2 separate regions of the Homo sapiens genome follow, and region 1 is linked to region 2. The links are chromatin contacts, found by Hi-C or POLR2A ChIA-PET in ENCODE. All regions are on one chromosome and are shown on one strand. The core of a region is the stretch at or near the end of the contact, and the rest is flanking DNA. Distances in the headings are between cores, read along the strand shown.

The links. A loop is a pair of places that touch in the nucleus more often than their neighbours do. ChIA-PET counts read pairs that join two places held with the same protein, here RNA polymerase II (POLR2A). Pooled maps may share reads with other maps.
Region 1: a loop to region 2 is called in a pooled map, with 2.7 times the contacts of the local background. The contact joins two enhancer-like sites. A Hi-C loop is called at or near these places in 1 of 37 single-sample maps with no recorded cell type and 4 of 50 pooled maps. POLR2A ChIA-PET finds 5 or more read pairs at or near these places in 3 of 52 experiments (B cell, OCI-LY7 and WTC11).

What each region holds. Positions count from the first base shown.
Region 1 is chr14:65,456,901-65,464,441 of GRCh38, reverse strand. The region is part of intron 2 of FUT8 (fucosyltransferase 8); the gene reads right to left. Among named protein-coding and RNA genes, the nearest start is that of MIR625, 10 kb to the left of the region's middle. RefSeq lists enhancers at 494-663, 2,388-2,437. Within about 2 kb of position 2,566, at least 4 of the 41 ENCODE cell types and tissues checked have a DNase peak (open chromatin) inside an H3K27ac peak, as active enhancers do; they include B cell and OCI-LY7, where a contact is called at or near this core.
Region 2 is chr14:65,349,383-65,356,429 of GRCh38, reverse strand. No RefSeq gene overlaps it. Among named protein-coding and RNA genes, the nearest start is that of MIR4708, 18 kb to the right of the region's middle. RefSeq lists enhancers at 394-483, 1-503. Within about 2 kb of position 4,754, at least 2 of the 41 ENCODE cell types and tissues checked have a DNase peak (open chromatin) inside an H3K27ac peak, as active enhancers do; they include B cell and OCI-LY7, where a contact is called at or near this core.

The DNA.
Region 1 (7,541 bases), core at 1,317-3,816, 110 kb before region 2:
GGATCAGGAACAAGGCAAGGACTTCCCTTCTTACCACTCCTATTCAACATCATACTGGACATCCTAGCTAATGCAGTAAAACAAGAAAAGGACATAAAAGGTACACAAATTGAGAAGAAAGAAATAAAACTCTCTATTTGCAGATGACATGATCATCTATGTAAAAAAAAAAAAAAAAAAAACCCAAAGTACTGACCAACAAACTCCTGGAAATAATAAGCAATTACTACAGATTGTAAGATAAAAGGGGGAGATATTTGGGAACTCTCTGTAAGAAATTACAATTTCTCTGTAAACCTAAAACTGCCCTAAGAAATAAAAATCTATTTTAAAAAAACTCCAATTAAACAACTTTCACAGTAATACATTAATCCAGTATAGGTGCTTAAGAAAAAATATGTGTTCAACACGGTTTTCCTCCTTTGTTTCCTTTTTTCCCCAGTGGGGCTGCAGGGGTGGCTGGGGGAGCCAGGGAGAATCTCTCTAACTTCTCAAGCATCTTTGAGTCCAACAAAACACAACATGGAAAGTGAAGACTATACACCATAAAAGTGAATAATTCAAACACATCCATACCATCTTTTTCAATCTTTACCAATTCATAATTCTCTGAAACTAGAAAATATTTCTTACAAGTTGGAGGAACCTTATTTTCTTGGTAATATAAGTATACTGACTCCAAAACCTAAAATGAGAAGGAAAAGTACAAGGAACAGAGTTTAATCCAAGCTTGGATGATCAGCCACCATGGCCCCAGGAATGAAGAAAAAAAGAAAATCTTCCCAACAATCATCAAAACAGCCCACACCAAAAGTTCAAGTTACTTTCTGAGTAACTCCTTAACATTCTTTTCTTTAACACTAAGAAAATATATTAGCCAGGCACGGTGGCTGACTCCTGTAATCCCAGCACTTTGGGAGGCTGAGGTGGGGAACTGCTTGAGCACAGGAGTTCAAGATCAGCCTGGGCAACATGGCAAAACTCCATCTCTACAAAAAATGCAAAAAATTAGCCAGGCATGGTGGTGTGCACCTGCAATCGCAGCAACTCAGGAGGCTGATGTGGGAGAATCACCTGAGCCAAGGAGGTCAAGGCTGCAGTGAGCCGTGACTGCGCCAGTGCACTCCAGCCTGGGCAATAGAGTGAGGCCCTGTCTCAAAAAAATTAATAAAGAAAGATAAAAAATTCTCCTACTCTTTTAATTGACTAGAATAGAAATGTGAATAGAAATATGATAGAGGTATATCTTTTTATTATTGTAATTATGTCTATTTAATTTCTATATTCTGTCTGTTTTAACACATTTTATTTCAGGTATTGCTGGAGTGTTACTGCTAATTCTATATTCTAATGTATCTTCTAAAATTAATTAAATACATTACCATTGTTACAACATGTAGTGAGAGTCTCTGAATTGCCCAAATATCCACTATGAAAACACTTAGTACAATTTGTGTGTGATGGAAGGGCTACATACAGGAAGATCCTTAAGTTAAGTGGTGAGACAATCCTATCTCCCCCTGGTATATGGTTTTGAATTTCTTCCATATGGAATTAATAAAAATCCGTCCTTTCTCCTACTTCAGTAACTTTTGTCCAGATCTAAAAACATTGGTTCAACCTGTATTTATACTTATCATCAATATGTAGTCATTGTTCATTTGTAACTTCAAAGAACAAGCACATACATGACCACAGGGGGTTTTGGTAGTACCAAAGAATTTTTCAGTGCCCACAATATCTCTGTGCAGTAATTATTACATACTTTCAACATGATTCAAACAAAGAATTCAAATACGATACTACAGTGACCTATTTAAAACGCAAAGAAAATTCAATAGCACATGATTCACTTACACCTAGAATTCTAACACCATGCTCCACCTCACAGTACTATTACCATTCTCTAGTAAGAATTTTTCTAAAATCTCTTGACCACAAGAATGACATGACAGACAAACGTGGGCAATGAAGGGGGAAGGGGAACCACATTCTCATATTCACTTCAGGAAAGGTTATTTCATTTTATGAACTCAGCCTGAGAGTGCAGCATTTTTCTAACTTTAAGTGACCTGAAGAATGCTCTTCTTCCAAATACACTATTCAAGTTGAAAAACAAAATGGTAAGTCAGAGAGATCAGGGCAAACATCATGTTTACCTAATGTCTTCATTAATTAGCTTCACCCAAATAAACAAATTAATTTACGCAAGCTACATTCACAAGTTAGAGCCTATCTGATTAGCACTTAAAGCATTTTCTATTCCCTTTTTGTGACTCCAACAAGACTAATATTAATACAGTATGTAGCAGCCACTCAACATTATAAAACTTCAGAATGTGAGAACTAGAAATGTCTTAAAGATCATTTGGTTTACTCTTCTCTTCCTCAGGCCTCAAATTTTATCTATGAGGAAATTGAAACAAACCCAATAGTCCCACAGACTGTTCTTTTGGCACAAAAAGTATCAAAGAACTGAAACCAGATCACCCTACCAGATGCCAGACCCCTCATTCACCATTATTGCTTCCTCGCCCCTCCTCCCAAGTTCCTGTTTTCTTACACATTGTTAAAATCTATGTCTTCCCTGCTATATAAACCCTGGTTTTAGTCAGTCAGGGAGATGGAATTGAGACCAAGCTCCCATCTTCTCAGCTGCCGCCCCTGATTAAAGCCTTCTTCCTTGGCAATACTCATTGTCTCAGTGATTGGCTTTCTATGCAGCAAGCAGCAGGACCTAGACTGAACTCCTGGTGTATCAGTAACAAACTAATAGCTAAAGAAGACAGTAACTTTCTTAAGCTAGTTATTAACAGAGCAGAACTAAGGTACTCTGACTTCCAGACTGGTTTTCTTTCTACTATACCATGCTGTTGTCAAGAACTCTGAAGAACCTAAGATTTTACCCTACATGCAAGCTAACATCAGTCTGCCATAGTTTCATGGACACTGAGAGCAAACACTGTACCTACATACAGTTTGGGCACTGAAGACTGAAACTACATGTCCCCTATACTGAGTTAAATAAGTGTCCTCCCAAAATGTGTAACGGCTAGAAATAGGGTCTATGCAGATATAATCAAGTTGATATAATGTCATTCTGGATTAGGATGGACCCTAATACATGACTGGAATCCTTATAAGAAGGACATTTGAACACAAACACACACAGAGGGAAGATGTCATGTGAATACTGAGGTAGAGATTGGAGTTATGCTACCAAAAGTCAAGAAATACCAAGGATTTCTGGCATCCACCATAAGCTAAAAGAAGAAGGAAAGGATTCTTACCTAGAGCCTTCGGAGAGAGTGTGGCCCTGCCAACACCTTGATTTCAGACTGCTAACCTCCAAAACTGAAAGAATAAATTTCTGCTATATTAAGCCACCCAGTTTACAGTGCTTTGTTATAGCAGCCCTAGAAAACTAATACACACACACACAGCTTTCTAGGTACATTAACATGACTTTACCAGTCCACTGTCTTAATTAGCATAACTGCTATTCTAGGAGACAGCAGAAATATAATGTGATTGTTCATTACAGACCTTCTGGAAAGACCCATCAACTCTTCGGCAGTTTTCAAAATCTTACTGTTTCCACCAAACCTAAACTGTTTTATCATGATACCTACCCAATCCTAATCAAGCCTCATCGCCACCACTGAAAGATCCAACTTAAAACAAACTTCAAATTCTCAAATTTTGACCTCTCTAAGACCCTACCAAAGATTTTTTTAGGTGTTCTCCCTTACCACAATAAGCAATGAACTCAGCTTTGTTTTATCAATAGGATGTGTTAGTAGTGTAGCTGGTAAGCTAGCATCAGATAATCCTGGCAGAAGTTATGACACTCCTAGATCAGAAACAAAGAACAGTTTACTACTCACAACAATAGCATAGACAGAGTACCATATTTTTTACTGATTCCTCAAGCTCTAATTCCTAAAGGCCAATGAAAGGAAAACCAAGTGCACATACTGTGGGTTGCATTACAGGACAAGAAAACCTGAGCTTAATGAAACTCCAATCTTTAAAAGGAGCTACAAGCAAATATGCCCAACCTTTTTCCCTAGAGAGATTATCTTAATTATCCTGGACAGCAAAGAAATGTGCCATCTGTCCTAATGGAAGCACTATTTCTATCTTCCTAGGCTGTTTGCTAAACAGATTTCTTTGAAAAAGATAGCCCCCAACAAAAGCTATCAGTACTCTGCTCAGCGAATGTGCAGAAACAGAAGAGATCCATGGATTGAAGAGAAATGTCTCTCAATACCTATTTCCTTTGTCCTAAAAGACTAAAAAGATTCTTAGAGAATCAAGACAAAATTGGTACAATACAATGAGATGTTTCCAGAGAAAACATATAGAGCAAAAAGGTGTACTTTCTTCTCTCAAAAATCTGTATAAACTAAAACCACTTCAGCTGAGTCACAATCTTATAACAAGCCTATCTATCAAATATCCAAAAGTAAATACTTATATGTTTGGATCCTATTTTCATTGTAAAATGTTCCATTTCTAGAAAAGTATCTCAAGCAAGTTTTTATTTTTATTTTATTATTCTTTAACTTTAAAATAAAATGCTATTTTTTTTATTATTTTTTGACTGTTTCTCACAGTGAATCAAGTTTTATCAATAATTTCCAAGGCCTGGCAGTGTTCGTGAAATAAAAGAGACTAGCAGTTTTAAACTTTACCAATTATACCTGACTTTAATGTGGACCTTAACGCCTTTTTTTAAAATAAGAAAATAAAGACCCAAGAGCTGAGATGGTAAGCTTTTACTCATACAGCTATCTGGAGACATTGCAGTGTAGGGTTCATTTTACTCATCATTCTCTCTCTCTCTTTATCCTGGGATCATTGCTTAACCTAATGGGTGGGATTAAGTTAAATTACTCAATTTAATATTATTTACAAAAACTCAGTTTTTGTTTATTTCTTTTGCAGTTAATTTTAAGTTAAACAGGCTACCATTTAAACGGTACAAGACAGAATCTCAATTTTCAAATATGCAAAAAATATGCTGATATTGAATATATAGCTAGAAAAATCTAAATTTTTTTATTTTGTAACAACCTCAAAATATTTTATGTGAATTAAAGCATATTAAATTTAAATTTAAATATGGCTTTTATTTTCATAAATACTTTACATAAATATTGACCTTAGAATTGTGGTTTAAAATCTAAATACCCTAAAATCCTGAAGAAATCATGACTTCTGAGCACAGCATTATCTTTGACTCTGTGTTGTATTTGCCCGTTGAACAGATAACTATTCTCTTTCAGAAATAGCTCTAAAATGCTCTGACTCTGCCTAAAATGTTTTGTCTATTTAAGAAATGTTCTCTGACCGGGCACAGTGCCTCACATCTATAATCCCAGCACTTCAGGAGGCTGAGGTGGGCAGACCGCTTGAGCCAAGAAGTTTGAGACCAGCCTAGCCAACATGGTGAAACCCCATCTCTTCTAAAAATACAAAAATTAGCTGGGCATGGTGACACACATCTGTAATCCCAGCTATTTGGGAGTCTGAGGCATGAGAACTGTTTGAACCCAGGAAGTGAAGGTTGCAGTGAGCGGAAATTGAGCCACTGCACTCCAGCCTGAGTGGCAGAGAGATTCTTGTCTCAAAAAAAAAAAAAAAAGAAAGAAAAGAAAAGAAAGGAAAGGAAAAAAAGGTTTTAAAGAAATGTTTTCTGAGAACACAATACAGCAGGCCACGTATCTACAGAGATACTATGAAAATTACATAATTCATCTAAAAATGTTCAGAAACAAGAAAACAATTTAAAGTTGCAGTAAGTCTTTTAATGTCCAGGCTTAGAAGCTAGAGTCTAAACCATCCTACATTTTCTGAGTCAGAGCATAATACTTTCTCAAGACCTTTTTATTTCTATAACAAATAATGAACTACAGTTTCCTTATAAATATTCAAATAGGGTTTCAAGCTACTTTTTGAGGTCATTAATTTCCCCAAGGCAGAAAGACAGTTTCTATCACTTTCATCCTACATATTCATTCAAGAAAGTTTAAACTGACTTTTCCATGCCCAACCTTTACCCTCTTTAAGTATGTTTTTAATATAGAATTCTAATTTACTTGACTTTTCTAGATGACTTTTGAAGCTACCTATATGAGGCTTGACGTTATTAATCTACCTGTATATTTCTGGTCTACTGAGGGAAGAGAGACCCTCTCATGTTGTTTTATATTGTTTTACACTCAGTACCTGTTTTTTTTGTTTTTTTTTTTTTTGAGACGGAGTCTCGCTCTGTCGCCCAGGCTGGAGTGCAGTGGCAGGATCTCGGCTCACTGCAAGCTCTGCCTCCTGGGTTCACGCCATTCTCCTGCCTCAGCCTCCTAAGTAGCTGGGACTACAGGCGCCCGCCACTACGCCCGGCTAATTTTTTGTATTTTTAGTAGAGACGGGGTTTCACCGTTTTAGCCGGGATGGTCTCGATCTCCTGACCTCGTGATCCGCCCGCCTCGGCCTCCCAAAGTGCTGGGATTACAGGCGTGAGCCACCGCGCCCGGCCTCAGTACCTGTTTTAAGAAAAAAAACAAGGAAGTGAAATCAAAGACAGGCAGCCCGGCACCAGGCCCAAAACCAGGCCTGGGCCTGCCTGGCCTAAACCTAGTAGTTAAAAATCAACTCATGACTTAGAACCCGATGTTACACATAGATTTCAGGCACTGTATTGTGAAACTCCCTGCTCTGTTCTGTTTCACTCTGACCACCAGTGCATGCAGCCCCTGTCACGTACCCCCTGCTTGCTCCAATCAATCACAACCCTTTCATGTGAAATCTTTAGTGTTGTGAGCCCTTAAAAGGGACAGAAATTGTGCACTCAGGGAGCTGAGATTTTAAGGCAGTAGCTTGCCGATACTCCCAGCTGAATAAAGCCCTTCCTTCTATAACTCGGTGTCTGAGAGGTTTTGTCTGCAGCTCGTCTTGCTACACTACCACTATATTCAAGAAGGCTACCTAGTATCTCCAAAATCAGGGAACACCACAAGTTCCAATAGATCCCCTTTCTAATAATTTTACATCATTTCTCTTTCTATACTCAAAATGACCATAAATTGCAAGTTTCTTCCCCTAGCCACAATGTCTGTTAAATTGTGTTCTCATTATGTTTTAATAACATTTTAAAAAAGAAATGCAACCATGGCCTAAAAGGCAATAGTTAAATCATCACAGCGCTTTAACAGTAGCAACAACAAAAAGTAATTTCTATTAGTAAAAAATACATGGGGTCAGGGGATGAAGAAAGGTTGACTAATGGGTACAAACATACACTTAGAAGAAATAAGACCTGGTGTTCAATAGATCAATAGGGTGATTATAGTTAACCTTACTTAGTTGACTGTACATTTCAAAATAGCTAGGGAAGAGAATAATTCAAATTTTCTTAATATAAAGAAAAAATGAATATTTAAGTTAACGGATATTCCAATTACCCTGATTTTATTACATAAAGGTATCAAATTATCACATGTACCCTGAATATAAGTATGTACACCTAACATGCATCA
Region 2 (7,047 bases), core at 3,505-6,004:
CAGAACGATCATCAAATGATGATAATCGAATGAGGCTTTTTTTTTCCCTTTCTGCTATAGGAAAAAAAGAAAAAAATATATTTTTCTTTTCTTTTCTTTTTTTCTGAGATGGAATTTCACTCTTGTCACTCAGTCTGGAGTGCAATGAGGCAATCTTGGCTCACTGCAACCTCTGCCTCCCAGGTTCAAGCAATTCTCCTCCCTCAGCCTCCTGAGTAGCTGGGCTTATAGGCATCTACCACCATGGCTGGATAATTTTTGTATTTTTAGTAGAGATGGGGTTTCACCATGTTGGCCAAGCTGGTCTTGAACTCCTGACTTCAGGTGATCCACCCACTTCAGCCTCCCGAAGTGCTAAGATTACAGGCGTGAGCCACTACACCCGGTGGAAGAAAAAATTCTATTCCTCTTCACTGACCTCCTAGCTCCCCAGTTAGCTAAGGCTTTGTGTTTAGCGGTCAGTCTTAGTTCCTCATTTTGTCTTGGGGGTAGTGGTGGCAGCAGTTAGCTAATGGTTTCTCTATAATTCAAGGGTCAAACCCAAGAAGGAATTAGATGGCAGTACCCCAGAGGATGAGGTGGGGATTGGTTGGAGAGAAGCTAGGGCTTTGTGGATGAGAGAGAGAATTGGATTCTATGAGTCTGGAGCCTTGCGCCTTTTCTGTAAAGGGCTCTGGAGGTTGCTGGTGTCTAGGGGAGCAGTTGGTGCCTGGAAGTCAGAATGTCTCTGTAGGAGGGGTTTAGGGGCAGCAATCTGATTGAAAGGCTGGGAGGGGAAGAGGATGCTCTAAGCTGTTTACATGGCTACATACATGAAAATGAGAAAATATTAATTACCTACAACAAGGAACAGGGGATGCTGACCTAGATTACGGGGAGAAGATCTAAAGTTTCCTCAACACTCCTTCTACTACCACCACCACTCAAACTTGGCACATGACTAATACCTCAAGGACAATCTCTAACTATATAACCTTGGAAATATCCACAAGGGCCCCTGTGGCAGAGCCTGCAGGTAAAGTAGGCACTTTGAGGTGAAACCTTTTAGTCCAATAGCTGTGTCACATAACAAAAGTAGCAACATTAATAATGGTGGCTATTTTATTGGCTAACTCAATCCCCTGCCCCATTTTGCTATTACCAAGCAGGGCCCCGGATTCTAGTACGGCCCAACAGAAAAGAGGGGATTTCAATAATCATTAATATTGGGGATTGCACCAGCCAGGGCAAGGTGGGGCTCACAGCATGATTCCATTTGATTTTAAAAAGTAAAGTGATGTGCATTTCCTTGCTCCTTGGCGAAGTGGAGCGAATTCCTACCTGTTATTTAGGCATCAGTGAGAGAGTGGTGGAGCGGGGAGGGAGGCAGAGTGATCCTCAAATCACCAGGCAGTAGGAGAAGCTGCCAGGCTCTGCCCTCCTCCATTTGCCTTTAGTTGGCAAAAGACAAATTAGCCCAGCGCCTCCTGAGCTGAGTTTGCAGTGCAGAGTCTGCAAGAATGTTTGCTTGGGGAGCAGCACTGTGCTTTACCTCAGCAGGTGTAATTCCATCACATGATTGTCTTGGATCTGCTTTTCCCCACTCCAGCCTGAGCTTGCCAAGTCAGAGAACGATAGCTGAGAAATAAATAGTTCTTCTCTGTGTCAGCCCAGGAAACACTAAGGGTCCCTTTACACGGTATAGAATGAGCATTTTCTTACTGCTGGGGTTAAAGAAGGCCTCTCTCCCTGCCCTTGAGGCCTACAGCCAGAACTTTCTCTTTGCGGGAAACTCACTGGCTTCCACGGGAAGCCAGACTGGGCCCTGCGGCCTGCCCTGCCCAGCCCATACCCAAGCTTTACAGGTCGCCAACACACCAGTCAAAGGAGGAAGACTAGGGCCTTCACGGGGACACAGAGACAGGGCTAAGTGCTCTACTGCCTTGGAAACTTTCGGTACAACCTTGGCATCTCTAGCCCAGAGAGTTATTTCTATTGCAGTTTAAGGTTACTACCTTGGGCAGGTAACTTTCACCTTCTGGAAACTGCTGACAAGGAAGCTAAATAAGAGGGACCTCCCCAGCCCAAGCCTGGAAAGCTCAGCCATTCAGCCCAGGAGCCAAGATAAGGTGAGCCTGGTCAGTGCCAGCAGCCTGGGCCCACTCATGCCTAAAGACTCGTAGGGTCCCGTGAAGCCAGGTCAGTGTCTGACCTTCCTCTTTCAGGTTACAGATGTTCCCTCTGCATGTCTGTTGCAGGACTAAGCTGGCTTGAGAGACTCTGGGGTTTCTGTACAGCCCTGACAGGGACCAAGAGAAGAGAGACTATCACTGAGTTCTAGGGACTCCTTTTTTATTTTTAGTAGAGACAAGGTCTTGCTGTTGCCCAGGCTGTTCTCAAACTCCTGAGCTCAAGCGGTCCCCCTACCTCGCCCTTCCAAAGTGCTGGGATTACAGATGTGAACCACTGCCCTCAGCTTGAGTTCTTACTTGAAGTTCAGATTTCTGGGCTTTTTCTGGAATGAGACACAGTACAAAACCATAACACTTGATGTGATGTTTCTTTCTTTCTTTTCTTTTTTTTTTTTTTGAGACAGAGTCTTGCTCTGTCGCCCAGGCTGGAGTGCAGTGGCACGATCTCAGCTCACTGCATCCTCTGCCTCCCAGGTTCAAGAGATTCTCCTGCTTCAGCCTTCCAAAATAGCTGAGATTACAGGCACCCGCCACCACTCCTGGCTAATTTTTTTGTATTTTTAGTAGAGACGGGGTTTCACCATGTTGGTCAGGCTGTTCTCGAACTCCTGACCTCAAATGATCTGCCCACCTCGGACTCCAAAAGTACTGGAATTACAGGCATGAGCCACTGCACCCAGCCACTTAATGGTAGGTTTCTTATAAACCTACTGCATGGTTATATAAACGAGATGATAGAAAAGGAAATCTCTGTACTGTTGTCTTCAGTGCTTGTTAAGATACACAGTAGCCACTCCAGTGCGTTAGCCATCTCTGACAGGTGCTAGATTTTCCCCATTTGCTACTCATAATCTGCTCTCCACCCTTCTTTGCCCTGCTCTCTGCCCATGAGGCTGAGTCACAAGGATGACATCAGTAGGCTGCTTTTGCCCTCCAGCCTCTAGGGGTTGGCCAAGGAGGTTGGCATATTTATTTCTCTGGTTCCTTCCTGCCAGGTGGCCCTCTCTATCAGCTTTCTAGGTTCCTTTAATGGGTTCCATTGCCTTGTCCTTACAGACATGGTGGCGGTAGTGGCTCTTGCACTCACCAGCCCAAGGGTAGTGCACATCCCTTTTGCTTTGTCTAAGCCCAGTCCATGCTTTGTAAATAGTGACTTTATTACACTCTTCCTAAATGACTCAATTTAAGGGCATCCTTTTTTTTTTTTTCCAGGCTAGGACACTAACAGATGAAACCTTTAGAACATTTTGCCCTTATTACTATTTCTAAGTTAATATGGGGAAATTTTACTTGACTTTGCCCTCTCCTAACTTTTTGCACATAAAATTTTATTTTCTCTTTTTATTTTTCTTTGAGACAGGGTATACTCAGACTGGAGTGTAGCAGTGAATTCCTGGGCTTAAGCAATCCTCCTGCCTCAGCTTCCCAAGTAGCTGGGACATAACATCTAACATTCCCAAGTAGCTACTAGTGCATAACATCTAAAAAAAAATTTTTTTTTAATTTTAAAAATTAAAATTTTTTTTTGTAGAGATGGGGTCTTGGTATGTTGTCCAGGCTGGTCTCAAACTCCTGGCCTCAAGCCTTCATTCTGCCTTGGCCTCCCAAAGTGCTGGGATCATGGGTGTGAGCCACCGGGCTTGGGCTTATTTTCTCCTGGTATTGCTAGTTTTTTTTTTTTTTTTTTAGACGGAGTCTTGCTCTGTCCCCAAGGCTGGAGTGCAGTGGCGTGATCTCGGCTCACTGCAACCTCTGTCTCCCAGGTTCAAGCAGTTCTCTGCCTCAACCTCCCAAATAGCTGGGGTTACAGGCACCTGCCACCACACCTGGCTAATTTTTGTATTTTTAGTAGAGACAGAGTTTCACCATCTTGGTCAGGCCGGTCTTGAACTCCTGACCTCGTGATCCACCTGCCTTGGCTTCCCAAAGTGCTGGGATTACAGGCATGAGCCACCACGCCTGGCTAAAGTAGTTTTTTAAAATTTAAAATGTATACAATAATTTTTTGTTTTCTAAAAAGCAAGATCCTTACTGTAATTGCTTTCAGGAGATAATTTTAGATAATGTATTAGTTCGTTCCTTGTTGATTATAATAGAATATGTGGAACTGGGTCATTTATAAAGAAGAGTAATTTATGTCTTACAGTTATGACGGCTGGGAAGTCCAGGATTGAGGGGCTGCAACTGTGAGGGGACTCTTGCTGGTGAGGACTTTCTGTAGAGTCCCAAGGCCACACTGGGAATCACATGGTGAGGGGCTGAGTGAGCTCACATGCTTGCTTAGGTCTCTCTTCCTCTTCTTAAAAAGCCACTAGTTCCACTCTCATGATTACCTGCTAGTCTATTAGCCCATTAATCCATTAACCTATAAATGGATTAATCATAAGGGTTGAAACCTTTTGATCCAATCACCTCTTAAAGATTCAATACGGTCACATTTTGAGATTAAGTTTCTAACACATGAAATTTGGGGGACACATTCAAACCATAGTAGATAAATAAGGAAAAAAAAGTCTTGCAAATTTTGCATTTTAAACCAGCACTAACAGGTGTTTCCGACGCATGCTACGGCTTAAGAAGCACTGCAAAAGTCAGCTCTTCAAGCTTCTCACAGGCAGCTGTCCTAAGACATCAGCATCCCCTTCCCTCCATTAGAGCCTACACCAATGAGTTTGAGATAAAGCAATTTTATATAAAAACAGCCTAGTATCTCTATATTGGAAAGTCTGTCCTTAACACCAGGTTTTGAAGTCCAGGAAAGCTGTGTACGTTATTTAACTTAAAAAGTTAAATATGGGCCAGGCACAGTGGCTCACACCTGTAATCCCAGCACTTTTGGAGGCCGAGGCGGGTGGATCACCTGAAGTCGGAAGTTCAAGACCAGCCTGACCAACATGGCAAAACCCTGCCTCTACTAAAAATACAAAAATTAGCCAGGCGTGGTGGCGCATGCCTGTAATCCCAGCTACTCAGGAGACTGAGGCAGGAGACTTACTTGAACCCGAGAAGTGGAGGTTGCAGTGAGCAAAGATCGCGCCACTGCACCTAGCCTGGGTGACAGAGTGAGACTCTGTCTCAAGAGAAAAAAAGTTACATATGTATATCTATCTATATATTTAAATCACATATATATATGTGTGTGTGTGTGTATGTGTATGTGTGTGTATGTGTATATATATATATATATATATAACTTTAGGCCGTGCATCGTGGCTCATCTCTGTAATCCCAGCACTTTGGGAGGCCGAGGCGGGTGGATCACGAGGTCAGGAGATGGATTCCATCCTGGCTAACATGGTGAAACCCCGTCTCTACTAAAAAATACAAAAAATTAGCTGGGCGTAGTGGGGGCGCCTATAATCCCAGCTACTTGGGAGGCTGAGGCAGGAGAATGGCGTGAACCCGGGAGGCGGAGCTTATAGTGAGCCAAAACCGCGCCACTGCACTCCAGCCTGGGCGATAGAGCGAGACTCCGTCTCAAAAAAAAAAAAAAAAAAGAAAAACTTTAAAAGTTTTATACTCAAGGCTTTTCCTAGAATATACATTCCTCCATATTCCCTATTTTAAAAATTACCTCTTTGTCTCTCAAGCTCAACAACTTTTCTGTGAATCTCTTGATCCTTGCACATCTGGCATGAAAATATCCCAAGTTATCTGCATTGGCAGATGGAGCTGTGCTGAACAGAAGCTTTATCCTGGATTCGGTCCTCTCTCCCAGCACAAGCACCTGACTCAACTTCCGAAGTGTGGAGAACGTTATGGAACTTCATCTTGCCCTAGTTTACCTCCTCCGACTTCCAGTCCTACCCACTTATACTTCTTCCTGGTCCAAATGGATTATCCCCCTAATTTTTCCCCTTAAAGATATCAATAGAAGATTGATTATCCACACTGTATGCTCATTATTGTCCTGCGTTGCTCCTTAGAAGCTGTTGCTAAGTAATGCTAAGTACTAAGCCAGGTTCCTGTGGTCTGCTCCCGCACCCTAGAAGGGTCTTACGTGAATTGGGCTGGGATGAGTTCCAGCACATGGGAACTATAGGAAAATCTGAAACAGAGGCAAAAAGTGACCTTAGGAATGAAGTCTCCTTTACATTGATGATGTGTGACCTGTTCTCCTCATTCTCCTCAGCAACTTCAGACTGGCTACTTCTTTTTTTTTTTTGAGACAGACTCTTGCTCTTTGTCCAGGCTGTAGTGCAGTGGCACAATCTCAGCTCACTGCAACCTTCTCCTCCCAGGTTCAAGCGATTCTCCTGCCTCAGCCTGCTGAGCAGCTGGGATTACAGGTGTGCACCACCATGCCCGGCTAATTTTTTTAATTTTAATAGAGACAGGGTTTTGCCATGTTGGCCAGGCTGGTCTTCCCCAGCGAGTTTTCACCAGCTCTAGCCCAGCCTGACCCTTTTTCTAGTGAAAGGCAGGTCCCACTTGACTGTTATTTTCATCCAAAGGAATGAACAGCCAGAGCCTCTTACTTCCCAGTATGTAGTAGTGGTTATCATCAAGCAGTTGATTACATAGAGCTTTGTTTGGGGAATATAATTCTTTACAAGTCTGGCCGTAATAAAATACAGACTTGCCGCTAAGATTTGCGGGGCCTTGGGCACGAGTGCAGATGGAAGTCCACATACTACATATATAAAAGTTGTAAATTACACTAACAAACGGATAAATAAAATATTTCAATTCCCCTATACTGACAAATATCCCCTCATAAACACAAAATATACACACAGATACAAATATACAGCCCTTGAAAAAGAGAAAGAAACGGGCTAATCTGGAAGGCCAGGTTCAAATATGGAATTCTTGAACTTCTCAGAGCTCCATGCGGGGACATAGTGGAATGGAAAGAGCTGGCCCCTGACCCACC